Regions from separate parts of the Homo sapiens genome. Here region 2 is linked to region 1. The links are chromatin loops, found by intact Hi-C in ENCODE. Cell type or tissue: heart right ventricle. All regions are shown on one strand.

Region 1 (2,500 bases):
TATTTCCAGTTATTACAGAAGTTGTTTCTGTGAGTTGTCTGAGTATCTTGATTATTAAAACGTTCCCTGTTAACCAAGCTAACCCACGATTAAAAGATTCCTACCTTCGTGTCCCTTTACAAATACACCACAATTAAGTCCCTCGAAACATGTGATTAAATTTTTAAATAAATTACACAATGGAATCCTTTTTTTGACTTTTTTTTTTTAAATAAAAGACTTAAAAAGTAAAGAAGGATTCTACCATATTTTTAAAAACTTTTAATCCTGGTTTACTTTTCTAACAAATTTATCTATGGCTTCAAAGTTTAAGCGGCACTTGAATTCTGGATGTTTTCATGATTTAACAAGCGGCCATCTCATTAGAAAGAGAGAAGGTAAAATGTTTCATTTTATACGTGGGACGGCTTATAAACAGCTTTAAAAATCAATACATTATATCTTTCACCCCATCTATATTTTCCACTATAGACTTCAAAAGTGGCTTTGGAATTAGCATGTTTTGAAACAGTCGAACAAGCAAGTAACATTTACACCTAACCACGAACCAGTCGCTACATACCCAGGTAACTCAGTAATGGCAAAACACTTAAAGGCTTCTGGGCCTCTCTTACCCTCTTAGTCCAAAGCTAAGTGATTATCCTTTCCTGCCCTTGTATTTGCACTTGTGCAGTTTAATGACTAGATATTAAAATTCATGCTTTATAAGCAAAACCTTTCACTTACGGACACTTAAAAAGTACATAAAAAGTGCAGACTGCATTTCTTCTCTGCCATGCTTTCCCTCAGTAAGGTCACCTGTGAGGACTCAAAACCTATCCTTAATACATTCAGAGTTCTCTACATTCGAGTCAGCGAATGTTAATTCTCCAACATAAACTTAAGAGAATAGTCAGCCACAAAATGGACTCTAAATTCAAAATGGCAAAGGCTACCAAGACAACTCCATAGAAACCCCACTGAAGCGGGAGTGAAATTCAGGTCACTTCTGAGCAAAGCTCATCACAGATATTTTGTGGTCGTTAAAAAGGTATTTCATTTTAATTTGGATGCTGGGAGCCAGATGTCCTATTTCGAAGTGCTAATGCAAAATGCTAACCCAGGAGGGGCAGTGACCCCACCTAGGTTACTGTGGGGCTCACTCTCCTTCTCAGGGGAGCCCCCAGATTTACTGCTGGCTGACCCCCATCTGGGGGTGGTCCGCCTCTGGCTCCTCTTCTTCCACGTCAGCACTGTACTCTTCAAACGCATCGTCATCTGCATCCGGAAGCCCCAGTAACTACAGGGAGAGAACAAGAGAAAAGCAGCTGTGAGCGCCAAATGGCCCACAGGCAGGAAGACAACCAAAGGCATCGGATCCACATTAAAGAGTACTTAACCCAGCAGCTGCAGACTTCCCCGTCAACCACCCCTACAATGATTTTCATAAACTTGTTAGACGGAAATGTCAATCTTTCAATGGATTAGTGCCCAAAGGGCTAGGTTTTACTGGGGAGCCTGGAGAGTCTCTATTTTTAAGTATCAAAATGTGGCACCACATATGCACAGAGAGCTAGCTATGTGCCCACACACACATCTGGGATGTCAGCAGTCGTATGAAATGAACTGTGCTCACTGTCCCACCAAGATGTCAAAAACTGATTCTGTATTTTCTGTCCTAAAAACACACGGTGCTATTATTTATTGGTGCTATTATTTATAACACATTTCTAAAAATCTAGAGACAACTAAAATGTTCAACAGCAAAATGGTTATGGTGTTATTGAAATGGAATCTTATATATCCACTCAAAATGGCATTTTTGAATGACTTGATGACATTAAAAAGATGCACATAAGTGTAAAAAAAGCATGACAAAATTGCACTTTTATTATGACAGAGTTTTTTTTTTTTGAGAGGGAGTCTCGCTCTGTTGCCAGGTTGGAGTGCAGTGGCGCAATCTCGGCTAACTGCAACCTCTAATTCCCGGGTTCAAGCAATTCTCCTGCCTCAACCTCCTGAGTAGCTGGGACTACAGACGCACACCACCATGCCCAGCTAATTTTTGTAGTTTTAGGAGAGACAGGGTTTCACCATGTTGGCCTGGGTGGTCTCGATCTTCTGACCTTGTGATCTGCCTGCCTCAGCTTCCCAAAGTGCTGGGATTACAGGCGTGAGCCACCATGCCTGACCCAGAGTTTCTTTATATATGTGTGTATGTATATATATATTTTTAATAGAGACAGGGTCTCAGTATGTTGCCCAAGCTGGTCTCCAACACCTGGACTCAAGCAATCCTCCTGCCTCGGCCTCCCAAAGTGCTGGGATTACAAGCATGAGCCACCACACCTGACCCGGAGTTCTTAAAATTTATACACATATGCATAGAAAAAAGACTTCAGTAAAATACACCCCAATTTTAAGGTTTTTTTTAAGATTGTGAGATTATGGGTAATTTTTTCCTTTTTATCTTTTTGTATTTTCCAATTGCTGTATAATTATGTGGGACGTTCAAAATAAA
Region 2 (2,500 bases), 270 kb before region 1:
TGTGAGTGGGTGTGTGTTTGCATAAGTGTTGGTTCACAACATAAAATGTAATTCTTATTTAGGGTTGTAGACAAAAGGTTTTTTTTTAAAAAAAACACTGTTGGCTAGGCATGGTGGCTCATGCCTGTAATACCAGCACTTTGGGAGGCCAAGATGGGCAGATCTCTTGAGCACAGGAGTTTGAGACCAGCCTGGGCAACATGCGAAACCCCGTCACTACAAAAATTAGCCCGACATGGTGCTATGTGCCTGTAGTCCCAGCTACTCAGGAAGCTGATGTGGGAGGATGGATGCATGGGAGATCAAGGCTGCAGTGAGCCAGGATCATGCCACTGCAATCCAGCCTGGGTGCCAGAGACCCTGTCTCAAAAAACAAAAAAGAAAAAAAGAAAAACACCATCATAGAGAATAGAGCCCAGATCTAAACAGACACCTGTGGCCTGTGTGCCTGCGAAGCCCAGCCTGCCCAGCAGCCTGGGAAGCACTGGAGGGCACTGGAACTGTTTGCATGGGTGTTTGCCCTCAGGCCACTCCGTTTCTGCTGATTCTTAAGTTTTGAGGACAGCAGGCAGAGGGGGAGAGGAAGGAGACTGCCAGACTACAGAACAGTTTGCAGAGCACAGTTGGCTTCCACTTTTCTCTGTAGCTGGTCAGGCGGGTAGTAAAGACCTACAGTTGCTTTAATTCTGTCAAGTTTCAAAATCTGCATTGCTTCCCTCTTGAGGGTCACCATTCCTACACAAGGAACCATTTTAGTAGGGCCAGGAGACTTCAGCTTCAAGGCCTGCACTTGTGTCAGGGTGGAGAGGGGAACTGGCCACCAATTCAGAGAGGGCAGGACAGGCGGCATGGGTGCTGGTCTTGGGAGTGTCTTCACTTAGGTCCCTGGCTTGTTCTGGGAGCCTCCAGAGCATGCTCCTCTGTGTGTGACTTCATGGGACTGGGCTCTGAGAAGGCTGTGGCTTTGTTGGCCCTGCCAGGGACTGCCACACCAGGCCACAGGGTTGTGGTTGAGCTGGCCGGGGAGCCACGTTCAGGGAGCAGCTCTGCTTGGAGCCAACACTTACAGAGTAAGCCTTCTCCTTGGACTTGTTAACTGTACTGACACTTATTTCTACCTCATTCCTTTCTGAAAATAACTTGGAAGTCTGAAGTCCCTTGATGAGTTCTGTCTTTAAGAACAGAAATTAGAGGTGAACAATGAACACTGTAAATTACAGAAATGTATCCCACTCCAGTATAACAGCTTTCTGTGAGGCTATCTCCTCCAGACTGTGGCTCTGGGAGGGTGGGGCCTGAGTCAAGGTCCTAGGGACTAGTGCTGTGTCTTCATTTATTCCTTGAATAACGAAACGCTTGAGCATCAGGGACTGTGCTAGCACCAAAAATCCAGTGGTGAACAACATGGCTTCATGGGTTCACTGTCTAGAAAGGGAGAAGCACATTAAAGAAAAAATCATTTGCGTAATTATTTAATTACAACTGTGATGGGTACTATCACAAAGGGGAAGGCCAAGAGGGAACCTGATTTAGATGAGGTTGCAGGGAAGGCCTCTCTGAGGAAGCAGCACTTACACTAAGCCATGAAGGATGAATAGGAGCTAGTCAGCTGAGGTGAGTATTCTGCGTAGGGAACAGCATGTGCAAAGGGTCTGGGGCAGGAGGGAGTGTGGTGTCCTGGAAGAACTGCCAGAAGCTGCTGTGCCCCAGGGTTCAGACAGTGTGGAAGAGGGGACTACAGGAGGCTGAGGAGATAGGCAGGGACTGGACCATAAAAGATCTGTGGGTCATGATGTGCATTTTGGTCTTTATCCTAAAAGTGATGGAAAGTCAGTGAACAGTTTGAAGCAGGAGAGGCATGTGATCAGATCTGCAATGCAAAAAGACCAATTCTTGGCTCTTCTAGGAAACTGAATTGGAGAAGGCCAGAGTACGTGGAAATGACCTGTCAGTAGGACATTGTACTGATGCAGGGAAGAGATGATGGGTGCTCAGACCAAGATGGCCGGCCAAAGACATAGAGGTTCCAGGGAGGCATTCTAGATTCTTAGGAATTAGGGGAGAACTTTGTGATACAAGGAACATGGGGATGAGAAGGAAGGTGTCCAGGTTGACCCCCAGGTTACTAACCTGCTCAGCAGGATGAGAGTGGTCCATTCACTAAGCCAGGGGACCCTAGGAGGTGTGGCTACTTTGAGGTGTGGGGGAGAGGTCCAAGTGAGGATGCCAAGCAGGTAACTGCCTCCACGGACATACAAACAAGGCCGTGGCATTGATGAGATCGGGTGGGGAAAAGGGCTTAGCCCCAAACCTGGAGGAAATCTCAGATGTAGAGGTCACATGGAGGAGAATATAGGAAAGGAAATTGAAGTAGAGTGCTCAGATGCAGGAGAAAAATCAGCGCATATAACCAAGCCAAGGGGAGGGAGTGCCTCAAGAAGGAGGGAGAGGAGAGGTCAGGACAGCCAAAATCCTGAGGGCCAAGAAAGACAAGACCTGG

Evidence for each region. A loop is a pair of places that touch in the nucleus more often than their neighbours do. Peaks named below come from ENCODE experiments on the same cell type or tissue, not always from the same donor. Only the 100,000 strongest peaks of a DNase experiment are listed, where the experiment ranks them.
Region 2: it touches region 1 in a loop (4-fold over the local background); 74 of 110 quality-filtered maps call a loop at or near these places.

Annotation. Positions count from the first base shown.
Region 1 is chr7:30,156,217-30,158,716 of GRCh38, reverse strand. It overlaps MTURN (maturin, neural progenitor differentiation regulator homolog), which reads right to left. Exons shown (of 3, transcript NM_152793.3): 3 at 1-1,279. The coding sequence ends at 1,169. Among named protein-coding and RNA genes, the nearest start is that of MTURN, 22 kb to the right of the region's middle. In heart right ventricle, no CTCF peak of the experiment used is centred here; no DNase peak of the experiment used is centred here.
Region 2 is chr7:30,425,963-30,428,462 of GRCh38, reverse strand. All of the region lies in intron 13 of NOD1 (nucleotide binding oligomerization domain containing 1), which reads left to right. Among named protein-coding and RNA genes, the nearest start is that of LINC01176, 36 kb to the right of the region's middle. In heart right ventricle, no CTCF peak of the experiment used is centred here; no DNase peak of the experiment used is centred here; H3K27ac peaks cover 1,018 bases.